2 separate regions of the Homo sapiens genome follow, and region 1 is linked to region 2. A link is an interaction called in ENCODE POLR2A ChIA-PET data of the cell type or tissue named here. Cell type or tissue: PC-9. All regions are shown on one strand.

Evidence for each region. ChIA-PET counts read pairs that join two places held together with the same protein. Peaks named below come from ENCODE experiments on the same cell type or tissue, not always from the same donor. Only the 100,000 strongest peaks of a DNase experiment are listed, where the experiment ranks them.
Region 1: POLR2A ChIA-PET joins it to region 2 with 10 read pairs; 3 of 35 experiments call an interaction of 5 or more read pairs at or near these places.

What each region holds. Positions count from the first base shown.
Region 1 is chr15:98,662,955-98,670,954 of GRCh38, reverse strand. The region is part of intron 1 of IGF1R (insulin like growth factor 1 receptor); the gene reads right to left. Among named protein-coding and RNA genes, the nearest start is that of IRAIN, 16 kb to the right of the region's middle. RefSeq lists enhancers at 1-219, 948-1,673, 1,324-2,523 and a silencer at 7,501-7,795. In PC-9, no CTCF peak of the experiment used is centred here; a DNase peak (open chromatin) is centred at 1,884; H3K4me3 peaks cover 1,011 bases; H3K27ac peaks cover 2,807 bases.
Region 2 is chr15:99,086,892-99,094,891 of GRCh38, reverse strand. It overlaps SYNM-AS1 (SYNM antisense RNA 1), which reads left to right. Exons shown (of 3, transcript NR_187219.1): 3 at 3,722-3,928. Among named protein-coding and RNA genes, the nearest start is that of SYNM, 14 kb to the left of the region's middle. RefSeq lists an enhancer at 4,202-4,291. In PC-9, no CTCF peak of the experiment used is centred here; no DNase peak of the experiment used is centred here; H3K27me3 peaks cover 824 bases.

The sequences.
Region 1 (8,000 bases), 420 kb after region 2:
GGGTCCCTACAACAGGAAGCTACTGGAGCTTGTGAAATATTTCCAGTTATTTTCTACAGAAATTAAACATATCAATTCTACCGGCAGGTCATGTGAGATGACAGGTTTAAAAATGTATGTTGATTGGGGGAGAAAAGCAAAGAAAAAAAATAGAAGAAAATAAAGTCATTTCCTGTGTCAGTTGTAATTTGGGAGGCTTTTTTCCAGTGCCCTTCTAAGTAAATCTGCCATAATCAAATGTAGTCAAATATAACTGCAATGTGCAAAAGCACAGTGATGACCTGAGAGGAAGGTGCCACTAAGAACCCCTGGGACCAGTCTTCTATCTCTTCCATCAGACATCCACTACTACCTCCCCAAAAAGGCTCAGGGTTATTTCATAAACACCAGTAGCCTCCCATGTATTTAACTTAGCACAAATAAGAGAACCAATATGTAAGGGATTTTTTTTGCTCTTAAGAACCAACCATTCCTCTTACCCCAGCCTTTACAGACCTGGAAAACCATCCCTGATTTGCCCCCAGCCTCATCCCCCACTACAACTTAAACAAACCTTCCTCTCCAGCCTTGCTTCCAGCCCCAAAATACATTTTTAAAGTTCTGATGCCAAGACCACCCCATCAAGTCTAGTATAATCCTTCTGATCATCTAAGTACCCTCCTCCAGGAGACCTCCAAGATCCCTCTGGGCAAAATGATCTCTTCCTCCAATTCCAGGGCTCTTTCCCAGTGTGCTCACTCCATCCTCACTCATAAAAGCATCTGGTTCCATTCCACAGCTGGGCACACCTTATCTTCTCAAGAGACAATGTAAGCTCTTTTTAAAACAGGGGCTGCATTTTACACACCTCACATACCTCCTGCAGGTCCCCGAACATCCAAACACTCCAAATTTGTCTCTGTCTCCAAATCCTACAAAACCAAATTCTCTCTACCCAGCTCAGCTCAGCATCCCTGGGGCCCCGATCTACCTCATCTGCCTCCTCTGCTCTAGAGTAAAAGCAACACCAGTCACCCCCACTCTGCCGCCCACTGTAGCCGAATCCAAGTGGCACTCTCAGCCCATGCTCTTATCAGTGCACTGGGGGCAGGCCTACCATCTACCAAGCACCAGAAATGCCCCTCCGAGCTTTGTGCAGCCCCCTTGCCAGGCAGACAGCCTCCAGGGCCAGGTTCGGCACGGGAAGCTAGAACACGGGGCTGACTGCACAGCCTGGGGCAGACACACCTCAGCTTCCACACCCACCTGACAAGGCTGCCCAGAGGATGGAGGGAAGTCAGTGTTTCACCCACTGCCCTAATGGGAAGACAGTGTTTCTCACCCACTGCTCAAGCCTGGAAGCAAAAGGTCCCAATGTTCCTACTCGATGACCCGCCCTGTCATGCCCTGTCCAGATATCTAACCCTCACCTTTCTCTGTCCATCAAGCAGTAAGAATTCATAGCAGCCAGCACATATGACCCTGAGGGCAACGTTCTAACAAAGCCAAAGAAAAGGTGGCACACTGGCCTTCAATTCAAAGCCCAGGGTGGCAAGAAAAGGGTCACTAGTTCCCTGAAAATAACTGGCATGCAAAATTCAAACAGGTAATTGGGGTGGAGTTCATGGAAAAGGGAAGAGAAAACCTCACATGGGTTTGTATACCCTTCATTTAAGCACACTGTCTTCAGGCAGCAGAGGTTTCAAGGTGCATGCTAAACACCCTTGCGCAGGTTTCAGAGAGCAGATAAAAGGGGCTAACCAGGCTCTCAGGAAGCCCAATCCGCACACGCACGGAGCCGAGCCAGTGGAAACCATAAGCCTGTCTCATCTGTCTCTAAACTGCTCACAGGATGAACAGGAAGGCTTGATCGATACTGATTTTACAGTCATAGGAGTGACTCATCACGAAATTCTACCCAGCTTAAAGCTCAGCTGTGAACAGAAACAAAACAACATAATGGCAGGGTCAGATTTAAAATAGTAAGTATGACTGGTAAACAGTTAATGCTCATAAACAATTAACAATCACCTTCCCAGCCTCCTGGATTTGCTGGGAGAGGAAAAAGTACTACTGAGGGCTCTGAAGCGGGCTGCAGCAGTAAGTCTGTCTTCTGTGGCAGCCCCTTCCAACTCACTGATGCTGGTGTCAGCTTTACAAAACAGACCCTGGAGGGTCACGAGGAGCTGCTTTTAATAGAATTCCACACATCTGATGGGTACGTGCTCACTGAGGAGGGGAGAGAGGAGGAATGTACTTACATGGAACAGAGTTTTCAGAGAGTGAAATTTAAGCTCTCCTGGAGTATAACTTCCTCTATGTAGCTCCTGCAGAGTTTAAAATAAGCAACTTATCTGTCCTAAAATGAGAGAAATGGGGTCATATAAAATTTCTCAATAATTGAGTTCCTCTCAAACTGCATTCACTTTAAGGAAAGCACTGGGGTGCTCAGAAGGTGCACTACACATTTCAGGCATTTGGTTACAGAGGCGAATGTGCTCAGCGCCATCCTGAAGACATGTACTTTCAAGTACTGGATTCCATGTAAATTTTAATGATCTGTAACCAACTCTCAGACCTGGCCAAGAACTTCCATAGAGAATCCTGGTCTGGAGATCCCTTCACTATGGCACACTGCTCCACTGTTCTGAACTGCATGACTGTGTCCCCTCCAATTCATATACTGAAGCCCCAACCCCCAGATACCTTCAGTGGTATCTGAAGGTGGGGCCTTAGGGAGGTAATCAGGTTTAGATGAGGTCCTGAGGGTAGAGCCCCCATAATGGCAACAATGCCCTTACATAAAGAGGAAGAGACCAGAGCCCCTTGCTCTCTCCACCCTGTGAGGACACATGACATTTGTCATCTGCAAGCCAAGAAATGGACCCTTAACAGAAACCAAATTTGGTCGGCACCTTGATCTCAGACTTCCAGCCTCCAGAACTGTGAGAAACATAAGTCTGTGGTTTTAGCCCTCAGTCTATAGTAACCTGTCACAGCAGTCTGAGCTAAGACATCCATACAGCCCCGTAAGAGAACCAACCCAGGGACGAGCAACACCTCTCATCATCTGACACCACCTCCTGCCTGACGACCAGGCAAAACAAGCACATACACAAACAAGCAAAAGGGGAGGATGAGAGTGGTCATTCGGGTTTGCTTTGGAGGTCCAGAGAAAATGCAAGTCCAACTTCCAGGCACAGACCAGTTGCCCGCAGCAGGCTTCCTCCCATTGGTCTCAGACCAAGGTGAGCCACTCCCCCGGGCGGGACAGAGAAAGCTCCTCTGGAAGCCAGACAAGCTCGGCCACCTCGAAGTCTTCTTTGGAATCCAGCAGGTCCAGGCCTGAGCCCTGGCGCCTGGTTAAACCAAAGGATGACAACCAAGCAGAAAAAAATAGCCCCAGAGAGTATCTGCTGGAGAGGCAGACAGGCGGACCTGGCCTTCGACACACAGCATGCGTGCCATGGTCTCTAGCAGCGCGTCCCTCCAAGCTTCCTGGCCTGTAAGGCGAAGCCTCTAGCCCTTTTCTACTTTTAGGATGCTCAGATTCTTGCCTGCAGAGGTCAATCCCTTTCTTTCAAGGGCTCCCCCCTCTGTAATGAGGCAGTCCATTTACAATAAAAAAAAAATTGAGCTGTCAAAACAAATGAAAAACTTCCAGTATAATCATAATCAGTGAGGGAATCAAACATCTAAACAAATCTCTCTTCTGGAAAAATAAGAAAATGAAAAAGCAATTACACGTCACATGGCTGATTAGCAATAAATTTCATTTGTGACTACGGTGGCATGAGTTTGACTCCTGACTTGCTTTCCTTGAAAGAAAAAAATTATCTGCAATACTGTCTCTTGATATAGAAAACAGACCCATTCCATCTGACTCAGCTCAAACCTGCGTTTTTTTTCAAGGCCTCTCCTGACCTCACAGTTCCCCCGCAGTGATCCCGTGGTACCTAGGACCGCCATGGACAAGGACTGGTCTCCTTGAATTTGTCTCCCCAACTATTCCACACATATACTCGCATAAACAATTGAGAAATAAGCTTTTTAAAATTGTGGTAAAATATACACAACAAAGAATTTAACATTTTAACCCTTGTTAAGTGTATAGTTCACTGACACTGATTCACAATGTTGCTCAACCACCGTAACCATCCACCTCTAGAACTTTTACATGTTCCCAAACTGAAACTCTGTACCCATTAAACACCAATTCCTCATTGCTCCCTCCCCCCAGCCTCTATTCACCGCCCCTCACCATTCTACTTTCCGTCTCTATGAATGTGACTACTCTACATAGCTCACGTAAGGGTAACAATTATGCACTGTTTGTCCTTTCATGACTGGCTTCTTTCACTTCGCAGAGTGTCTTCAAGGTTCACAGACATTGTAGCACATCATAGAATTTCCTTCCTTTTTAAGGCTCAATGATATTCCATTGTATGGATAGACCACATTTTGTTTATCCACCCGTCTATGGATGGACCCTTGAGTTGCTTTCACTTTTTGGCTATTTTGAATTATTTGCTGCCATGAACATGGGTGTACAAATATCTGTTCGAGCCCCTGCTTTCACTTCTTTTTGGGCATATACCCCAAAGTGGAATTGCTGGATCATATGGCAATTCTATGATGAATTTATTGAGGAAGCACCATATCATCTTCCTGTTAAAAAAAAAAAAGGCTGTGCCATTTTAACAGTCTCACCAGTAAGGCACAAGGGTTCCAACATCTCCACATCCTGGCCTATGCTTGCTATCATCTGGTGTTTTTGGTAATAGCCATACTAATGAGTATGAAGTACCAATTGTGGGTCTGACTTACATTTCACCAATGACTAGTGACTTTCAACATCTTTTCATGTGCCTATTTGCCTCAAGTAGTAAGTTTTAAATCAAAAGAATTAACCCCTCCTCCTAAGAGACCTCTCATCACAGAAAGCAAACAGTAGTATCCTTACCTACTAGCATTGTTAAATTGGTTAGTCTGGGCTCAAAACACTTTTGTTTTCCTTGCAAATACCACCATAGGCAATATTCGCTTAGCAAGACCATTCAAGTCCATCTACCAAGTTGCCTAAACAGGACTAACCTTGAATTCTGGTCTCAGGAAGACCTTGTGCGATCCAGGGAGCAGAGCAAGAGAGCAGCTCCTTCTCGCACCATCCTGCATCAGGCAACACACTGCAGCTGGCTTCCCACCTGACTGAAGCCTTCTCCTGTTCTGGCAGCCATGGGCCGCTCCAGCTGGGGATGCTCATCCTTGCAAGCAGCCATCCACGCACAAAGGGCACAGGTTCTCAGGGTTCTCCACATTCAATTTAAAATACCCTAATTTGTGTTGCAGATACTTAATCTAAGTGTTTTTCAGATCCTGTGCCCTAAATTTTGGCTGGAAACATAGTCCCACTCACATCCCTCATGCTCGTGACCAGGCTCTTCCCCAGGCCACATGACCCCCAATTACCTCCCCCTCCTTGAAGAAGGAAGAGACTGAAGGGCGAAGGGACATCCACAGTTCACATTGATAACGCAAATGATCCATCACCATGGCCTCAAAAGGGCCTTGGAATCCAAATGACCCACTTACTGGAGGAGGATGCTTCAAACGGAGGCAGATGCAGAGTCAGGAGGGAGACAGGGACAGAAAAGGAGGAAGCTGTGCTGCTATCCCCAGTGGAGCGCTTGTCAAACTCTCTTTACAAGAAATGAAGCTGGGTTCCTGCCGGGCGCGGTGGCTCACGCCTTTAATCCCAGCACTTTGGGAGGCCGAGGTGGGCGGATCACAAGGTCAGGAGATCAAGACCATCCTGGCTAACACGGTGAAACCCCATCTCTACTAAAAATACAAAAATTAGTGTGGCAGCGGACGCCTGTAGTCCCAGCTGCTGGGGAGGCTGAGGCAGGAGAATGGCGTGAACCCGGGAGGTGGAGCTTGCAGTGAGCCAAGATTGCGCCACCACACTCCAGCCTGGACGACAGAGCGAGATTCCATCCAAAAAAAAAAAAAAAAATGAAGCTGGTTCCTAATTCTGCAGTCAAAAAAAAACGGCAAATGTAGCTAGGAGCAAAACATCAGAATCAATACACACCCAAAGGGTATTTTTTTTTTTAAAGGAAGTAAATAACTTCTAATGCGTATTTCCTCTATCCTTAGCAACAATAGTATCAGCTAACTCCTAGTGTTTATAAACCCTAGGTTCTAAGAAATGTGTATGTATTCACTCATGAAGTATTGGTAACGATCCTCCAAGATGGGTGACACTTTTTTTTTTTTTTTTTTGACATGGAGTCTCACTCTCGCCCAGGCTGGAGTGCAGTGGCGCGATCTTGGCTCACTGCAACCTCCAACCTCCAACCTCCAACCTCCAACCTCCACCTCCCAGGTTCAAGTGATTCTCCTGCCTCAGCCTCCTGAGTAGCTGGGATTACAGGTGCATGCCACTGTGCCTGGCTAATTTTTATATTTTTAGTAGAGACAGGGTTTCACCATGTTAGCCAGGCTGGTCTCGAACTCCTGATTTCAGGTGATCCGCTCACCTCGGCCTCCCAAAGTGCTGGGATTACAGGCATGAGCCACCGCACTCGGCCTGATGGGTGGCATTATCTTCCATTTTACAGATGAGGAAAGGAGAGCAGAGAGGGTCAATAACGTGCCCCGGTACAATGCATCAGTAGACTTCTAATTCTCCAACCCTCATCTCAGAGGGGAATGGTGTCATGAAACAAGACTGGGGGGAAAAGGGAGAAGGCCTGCTTTCTAGTCGAGAAAAGCGGAGACCGTCTGAAACTCTACTTGCTCCAACAGGTGAACGTGATTGAAAATTCAGAATTCACTCTCCTAATAGCAGGAAAGTGTTACAAAAGCCCACAGGCCAAATGATACCACCCTCCCAGGAAGTCTCTTGCAGAACTGTGTTTTTTAATGTTATTTGTCAAGTGAAAACAGTTACAGTGGCAGAACAGGCAGCACCCAGAGAGTGGCACTAATCGTGGGCTAAGGATGGGCAATTGCTTCTCATCAAGAACCACAATGTGTCCAGTCAATTTACAAACATAAATCAACACAAGTTCAAAAGCACCAGTAGCAAAGTCCAGGCCTGGATGTGAAGCTGGCACCCCTCTTTAAACAAACTGTTCCTCTTCACTTGCATGGTAAGGACTGGAAAGAGCCCTGCCGCGTTGGCCAGCTCTTCAGGGTAGCGGGGGCCACCGCCCTCTCCCAGCCTCGGGAAGCCCAAGGCCACTGCATCAGCCTGGCCCAGCCCAGAACCAGCCTCGGGCCCAGCCGGCCCAACTCAGAAAAAGGCAGGGGTCAGTCTCCAGCCTGGACTCCTCTAAAAATCAGAAAGCAGTGCCCCAGCAAACGAACAACAACAGCGCTCACCTGAAACAGTTTCACCTTCATTTTTAGAGGAGAGGAACACAATAGGAGGGCGTATTACTCCACGGGTTTTAACCCTAGCCCTTGATGCTACCAGGTATCCATGATGCCCCTAATAAAGGTGACAGTTCCTCCACTTTTCTAACATCCAGCTATTCTTTAAAAAAGTTGAACACTGCAGTTTCCGGAGAACTTTGCTATGTGAATTGCCTCACTGCAGGTGTGCTCTCCCCTAGCTCTCTCCATTCCATGCCTTAAAAGTGCCAGGTGTCTCCTCGGGAGCTGCCCTGTGCTACCGCCCCCAGTCCTGCAGCCAACCTGTTTTGCGGGTCCTGCCTCTCCATCAACTGGGACTGCTCTCTCGACAAACCACCCCAGCCCACAGCTCCTCTGGCAACCCAGCCCCTCACACCGAGGACCCATCTCACCAGTCACCTCCCTCAGCTGGGCCAACCTGTCCAGTCCATTCCTGCTTCCTGGTCTCAGGTCTAGAGACAAGACTTCCCTCCCTGAGCCTGTCCTCACTGCCTCCCTCATCTATACCATCACTGGCTCACACCGGGGTGTCTATCTGTCCCCCAATCCTGACTCCATCGAGAGACCAGAGCAGCCTCCCCAGAACACCCTTCTCAGCG
Region 2 (8,000 bases):
GTGTCTACAGGCATGTCTATATTTATTTCTCTATGTATCTAGCTGGCTGTCCACACACAAGTTCATACTGATGCCTCCAACTCCCATCCACAAGGATTGTTCTAGCCTTCCTTCCCTTATTTCTCATTTGTAACTTCTTTCTCCAGCAGTGAGAAGCCTGGCTCTCATTACCTGTAGTATAGTTTTTTATTTGTTCACCCCTTGTGTATATGTAAAGTAGTTTCTCCATAGTCTTTTCAAAACCTAAATCGGATCAGTCCTTCGCTCAAAACCCTCCCGTGCCTCCCCATTTCTTTTAGAGTAAACCCAAAGCCCTGGACATCTGACCTACAAAGCCCTACGTGCTGTGGATCCTCAATACATATTGATCAACTCACCCCTCCTTCTGCTTCTGCCCTAGATTCGTTGGCCCCCCTTGTACATGACAGGCTAGGTGATGGAAGGGGACTGACTGAGAAGGGGAACAGGAACCTTCTTGGTAAAACAGAACTCTTCCACATCTTGACTTGCGTGGTGGTAACACAACTATACATTCTAGTTCCTTAAGCTGCACACTAAAAATTAGTAAATTTTGGCCGGGCGCGGTGGCTCACGCCTATAATCCCAACACTTTGGGAGGCCAAGGCAGGCGAATCACGAGGTCAGGAGATCGAGACCATCCTGGCTAACACGGGGAAACCCTGTCTCTACTAAAAATACAAAAAATTAGCCGGGCATGGTGGCGGGCGCCTGTAGTCCCAGCTACTTGGGAGGCTGAGGCAGGACAATGGTGTGAACCCGGGAGGCGGAGCTTGCAGTGAGCCAAGATCGTGCCACTGCACTCCAGCCTGGGTGACAGAGCAAGACTCCATCTCAAAAAAAAAATAGTAAATTTTAGTTACATATGCTACAATAAAGTTGATTTTTTTAAAGAGACGTTTATCTCGGCCAGGCGGGGTGGCTCACGGCTGTAATCTCAGCTCTTTGTGAGGCCAAGGCAGGTGGATCACCTGAGGTCCAGAGTTCAAGACCAGCCTGGCCAACATGGTGAAATGCCATCTCTACTAAATATAGAAATTAGCCAGGCATGGTGGCATGCACCTGTAATCCCAGCTACTTGGGAGGCTAAGATAGGAGAATTGCTTGAACCCAGGAGACGGAGGTTGCAGTGAGCCGAGATGGCACCACTTCACTCCAGACTGGGTGACAGAGCAAGACTCTATCTCGAAGGAAAAAAAAAAGAGACATTTATCCCAAGAAGTGCTATCTACAGTATCATTTGAAATGTTAGTTTTATGTTTCTAAAGTACTTTGAAGTACTTTGGGAGGCTGAGGCAGGAGGATCACTTGAGGCCAGGAGTTCAAGACCAGCCTGGGCAACATAGTGAGGCCTCATCTCTTACTAAACATAAAAAACTTGGCTAGGCGTGGTGGTGTGCCTGTAGTCCCAGCTACTCAGAAGGCTGAGGCAGGAGGATCGCTTGAGCCCAGGAGTTTGAAGATGCAGGGAGCTGTGATCACCACTGCACTCCAGCCTGGGTGACAAGCAAGACCCTGTTTCCAAAAATAAAATATTTAAAAAAAAATAAAGTAGATAAAACACAAACTGTTTTGTCAGTGACCACATCAAAAGGAAATACATTTTTCATTGCACACACATGCAAGCAACTGAAACAAAAATTCTACAAAGCATTACTTATCCCTCCAATGTTTTAATCTCCTTTTTAGTGCTGGATTGGTGCCACAAATTTAATATCATGACTCATTAATGGATCTTGCTTTATAATTTCAAAACCCTTCATTCAAATGATGCCGTCTACACGTTAGTCAATTACATGGGCCTGGCATTCATCAACACCTGTGGGTTTTCTTTTCTTTATTTTTTTTGAGACGGATCTCACCCTGTCGCCCAGCCCAGCCTGGAGTGCAGTGGCGTGATCTTGGCTCACTGCAGCCTCCACCTACCAGGTTCAAGCAATTATCTTGCCTCAGCCTCCTGAGAATCTGGGATTACAGGCGCCTGCCACCACACCCGGCTCATTTTTGTGTGATTAGTAGAGACGGGGTTTCACCAAGTTGGCCAGGCTGGTCCAGAACTCCTGACCTCAGGTGATCCGCCCACCTCAGCCTCCCAAAGTACGAGATTATAGGCATGAGCCGCCATACCCGGCCCACCTGTGGGCTTTCTAAATGTGGTGGACAATGAGTCTGATTGAACACATTTCTGTAATGGGCCTCCGCTGGCCACCCCTCCACTCCCACCTTCCTGAAGACTCCTGGCCTGTGGTTGGGGAAATGCTGCCCTCAACTCAAGCCCACCCTTTCTAACCTCTTACCACCTCCTCAATAGTAAATTTCCTACATCAACTCGCAAGCGGCTAAATCAGCAGGCAAGGATAATTTATGGACTCACAAACTACTTGAAATTGTTTTTGCACTGTATTGGGGGATTGTCTGGATGACGTCGATAGCTATGGTCAGGAAGCTGGTTTCAATTTCTCGATCACAAAGTGTCAGCATCATCAATAAAAATGTCAGTGGCAGCCAAGGCAACTGAAGTTCTTACAAAAGCTACCAAGGCCCTCCTTCCAGATAGCCCCGAAGTTTAGTCATCAGCAGCCAAAAGGGTAACTCAGAGCTGGAGCCTTTGATTAATACTGCCATAGTTGAAGCTCACAGAGTTAGATTTGGAGACATCGGGGTTAAATCGTGGACTCTCAGCCTAGCCCCACCCCATTCATCCCCATCTGCCTAAATCCATCTATACTTCAAGGCCCAACTCAGATGTTACCTCCTCCGCAAAGCCTGCCCTGAGGGTGGCGGTGGAAATCAGGCCTGCCTTTGAACTGTCAAGGGTGTTCAGTTGTAACTTTCTGATGAAGTGTGCTCCATTCTACTGGGTAATCTCATTCGGTATATCCCACTCCACACCACTCCTGTGACCTTGTGGTTAGGGACCATGATTGTATTCTTTATCCTGGAATCTCCATGCTGCCTAGTCCAGTTCTTGCTTTTGGTAAGCACTGAATGAGTAAAATATGTGGCTGCTAAATTGCAATGTTTTAAAATATAGAAAGTCTGGGTTCAAGTTCTGGTTTGGTGATTAACTTCTGGTGTGATGTTGGCCAACTCACTCAGAGGTTATAACTCTCGGACCTTAGCTTCCTTAGCTGTCATTAAGGGAACAAGATGCCACTATTTCTAAGATTCTGGGGTAGCCAGCCTCCAAGACAGTGCCCAGTGATCCCCATCTCCTGCCGTTACTTCGTCATTGTACCTAGGGTGGTTGGTATGTCACTTCTGATAGTGGATTATAAAAGGTACTATGGGCCAGGCGCAGTGGCTTATGCCTGTAATCTCAGCACTTTTGGGGGCCGAGGTGGGCAGATCAAGAGTTTGAGACCAGCCTGACCAACATGGTGAAATCCCGTCTCTGCTAAAAATACAAAAATCAGCTGGGCGTGGTGGTGCATGCCTGTAATCACAGCTACTCAGGAGGCTGAGGCAGGAGAATCACTTGAACCCAGGAGGCGAAGGTTGCAGTGAGCCGAGATTGTGGCACTGTACTCCAGCCTGGGTGACAGAGTGAGATTCCCTCTCAAAAAAAAAAAAGGTACTATGGCTTCCTTCTTGGTCATTCTCTCTCTGCTTTGGATCCCTCACTCTGGGAGAAGTTAGATGCCATGTCATTGGCACCCTTTGGAGATGTAGCCAGTGAGTAACTGAAGCCTCTGGCCCACAGCCTGTGAGGAACCAAGAGCTGCCAGCAACCATGCAAGTGAGCCTGGAAGTGGATTCACCAGCCCCAGCCAATCCCTGAGACAACTGCAGCTGTGGCCCAGCTTGACTGCAGCTCCATGTGAGAATCGGAGCCCAAGCAACCCAGCTAAGCCACTCTTGGATTCCAGACCCTCAGAAGCTGTGAGATAATAAATATTTGCTGATTTGAGGTCCTTTGTTACACAGCAATAGATAACTCATACAAATTGTTTCTGGCTCTAAAATTCTATAAGCGTGAAGTCCCTGAAATACAGCTATTGCATTCAGGAAAAGCCTGATTTACAGCAATTGTCAATCCTTCCCCTCCTGCCCCCAGCCAGAATCATAAAGAGATAATACAAAATATGTCAAAACATATTGTAGAATCACAATATTTATTTTATTTGTTTTTATAAGAGTTCCCAAAGCCTTGTTGATTTTGCTTCACTGAATCCTTTATTTAACAAATGAAGGTGGAAATCCAGATAAATTAGGTGATTGGAAGAATGCAAATGTGTTTCACTTTCACAACATTTGCAATTCCTCGGTGGTGAATGAAAATGAGGTACAGGCTTGCTTTGTTTCACTTCTGCCTCATCATGAGAAATGCATCTTGAGCGGTGGTAATACTTGCACATGTCTCCCCAGGCAGCCATGGGCCCGGGGAACTCTCAGGGGAGAAGAGTGAGTGCAGCTTGCTAAGTCACCTCCAGAAAAATAGCTGAAGGTTGGAAACAGACAGCTGGGCAATGGGGCTACCAGGTCAGACTGGATTAACAGAAGACTTTTGACAGGACAGGTGACAAGAAGTGATTTTCTGTTTAAAATGGAGACCATCCATGATAAACAGGGGGCTGGGAAGGAAATTAAGAGCATGGAGGGTGGGTTCAGGAGGCATGTGTCTTCTCTGGCTGTGGTTTGAGCCCTGGTGGTTCCCCCAGATGAAAACAAGCAGCTGATGGCCTCATCAGCTGATGACAAAGGCTGATGACAAGTGCAAGGATGAGTTTGGAAAGATGGTAAGAAGGGGCTGGAAGAGGAAAGAGAATGCTGAGGGTGATAAAGCACATTTGGAGGGCAAGGGTCTGTTCTGCCCACTATGGGTCTCTAGATTTGGTGTTCCATGGAAGAGACCCTCAACATAGGTTTGTTGAAAGGATGGGAGTGCATGTGAAAATGAAATTAGGAAAAGGGGCACGGTGGCTCACACCTGTAATCCCAGCACTTCGGGAGGCTGAGGCGGGCAGATCACCCGATGTCAGGAGTTTGAGACCAGCCTGGCCAACATGGCAAAACCCTGTCTCTACTGAAAATACAAAAATTAGCTGGGCGTGGTGGCGCATGCCTGTAATCCCAGCTGCCTGGGAGGCTGAGACAGGAGGATCACTTGAACCAGGGAGGCAGAGTTTGCAGTGAGCCGAGACCATGCCACTGTTCTGCAGCCTGGGTGACACAGTGAGACTACGTCTCAAAAAAAAAGAAAAGAAATTAGGAAAAATAAGAAAAGAGGTGTGGATGGGTGGGAGATGACTCTGGAAGATTAAAAGTGTGTTGCTCTGAAAGCATTTGCTTTATCAAATGGGCTTTTGTTGCAGTATTTTCTTATTTAAGTAATGTGGTCATTTAGATAAACCCCATCTTGAACTTAATAATTGCCTCTTGAATCAAAAAGATTGAAGCCGCCATGCCCATATTCCTGGCTACTCAGAAGGCTGAGGCAGGAGGATCACTTGGGCCCAGGAGTTCAAGGCCAGCCTGGGCAACATAGCAAGACCCCATCTCAAAAAAAAAAAAAAAGATCTAAATAGTCTTAACTGGTTGGGGAGCTTTGGACTTTTTGGTGTTGCTGTGGAATAAAGGAGAAGTATGGGTAAGAAACAAGATGTGTGAGGCTGGAGGGAAGAGGGAGAAGCTGATGGGATGCCCAGTCTGAGAGTCAAGTCTTTTACGGGACTTAAGACCAGAGAGTTCTTTTTTTATTATTATTGTTTTAGACAGAGTCTTGCTGTGTCACCAGGCTGGAGTGCAGTGGTGCAATCTCGGCTCACTGAAACCTTCACCTCCCAGGTTCAAGCAATTCTCCTGCCTCAGCCTCCCGAGTAGCTGGGACGACAGGCACGTGCCACCACACCCAGCTAATTTTTTGTATTTTTAGTAGAGACGAGGTTTCACCATGTTGGCCAGGATGGTCTTGAGCTCTTGACCTCATGATCTGCCTACCTCGGCCTCCCAAAGTGCTGGGATTACAGGTGTGAGCCACCACGCCCGGCCAAGACCAGAGAGTCGTTTGGCTGCAAACCTCCTATTGATTTCAGCAAACCTGGCTACTTCACCAAGATCACTGCGGTAGCTTCCTTGCTCCTTCCAAGAGATCCCTTTCCAATTGCTGGACCACACAGAGCTGAACGCACTGCTGCTCCACCATGTGAGTTTTCCCTTTGTGAATGAAATAAAGACATGCTTGAGGAGTGAATAGCAGAAAAACCCATCAAAATGGAAATACTGTGCTAGGGAACGGAATTCCGGAAGATAAAGGAACTCGGTATTTTTTGGTGTATTAAAGAGCAATTTCTCCTCCTTTATATTTGTATACCCCATGAGGATTATTTTTTCTGAAGCCAAGTATTTGGATAGATGCGATAATAGATGTGAAAGTGTCTCAAGTCCAATAAGCTGTTGTTTGCTAGTGACGGTAGTACAGTGTTTCACTGGCTCTCCCCACGTAACTGTCAGGAAGGGAGGAAGCAAATGTCATTGATACTTTGCAACAACACCAAGCCACAGAGTTTTGAACAATTTGCTCAGTGTGACAGGACGAGTCGGAGTGGGTCATGGGGTGACAAGTACCAGATCTTGGGTCCTAGATACGCTTTTTCCACTGAGATCACACTGGATTTTGACACAGGGATCTTGGCTGGTGGGGGTGGGGGGCGGGGAGGCAGCAGATCCCAAACAGTCAAGTCTTTACCTGGCAAGTTAGTAGAAGGCCATGGTGTGAAGACAACCCCAGACCACACTCAAACCTGGAAGTAATTCCTGTTGAACTTTGTACAGCAGGACACAAGGTTAGAATACCTGGGCAGACATGAATACTGAGTCAGGTGGAGGCTCAGTCATTTTCTGGGATTTGATTAGACAGGAGGCACGAGAGACCCAGGGCTGCTAGTATGGGAGAGGGTGGGTAATATTTGAAATAATAGCCAGATTCCCCTTCCCCATGTTGTCAGCTTTCTAGGTCACTTAGGGAAGGATGATCAGCAGAAAGTAGGGAAGGGCAAAGATTCAGACACTGGCCTTCGCTTTTCCAATGCCTCAGTCTTGGGGTGATGGAAGAAACCTCGTGTATGCGGCACCTGGGAGAACTACCCTGGAGAAAGAACACAGCTTTCTACCCTCCACCCTGAACCCCCAGGCCAGGAAAGATTTTTCCCCCTTGGCAGAGTGGAAGAGTTGTCGAGAAGGCCGGGAGTGGACTGGTGCTTCCCAGGGAAGGGCGCCTGTGACCTGTTCCCTTGGGCTCTACCCTGGGCAGAGGAACAACCAGGGAGGCCGTGGCACCTGGGAGGGTGGCAGGATTCCGGAGGAGAAGTATGACTGTGCAGTAAGGCTAGGCAGAAAGGCCTGGCCAGACTCACAGCCCATCCTGTCAAGGGAGCAGCAGAATGTTTCCGGTGCCTCTGAGAGACTGGATTGCGTGATTAAATATACTTAATCGATTTTCAAGGAGCTCTATTCTCTTCTGAAAGGCAATGAATTTAGAAACACCCTTATATGACAATGTGATAAAAAAAATCAGGATATATGTCAGATTTCCAGCCTACTGTTTTAAAATACATATTCTAATAAATTAAAATATAGCAAGTGCAACTAACACTCCAGATGCCGAGTGGAGATGCCCATGTATAAAGCATTAGCTCTTCAAGTGCTTCACCAAAGCCGTGTTTCAGGGACTGTTGAAATAATACTGGCATGGAGCTTTTCATTCTGATTTCTCCAGAAACTTATAATGGAACAAGTATCTTTGTTTGTGTCAATGTAACAGAATTTAGGATAGTTAGGAAATATCTTTTCCTTCTTTTTTTTTTTTTCTTTTTTTGAGAGGAAGTCTCACTCAGTCGCCCAGGCTGGAGTGCAGTGGTGTGATCTCAGCTCACTGCAACCTCCACCTCCCAGGTTCAAGTGATCCTCCTGCCTCAGCCTCCCGAGTAGCTGGGACTACAGGCGTGAGCCACCACACCTGGCTAATTTTTGGTATTGTATGT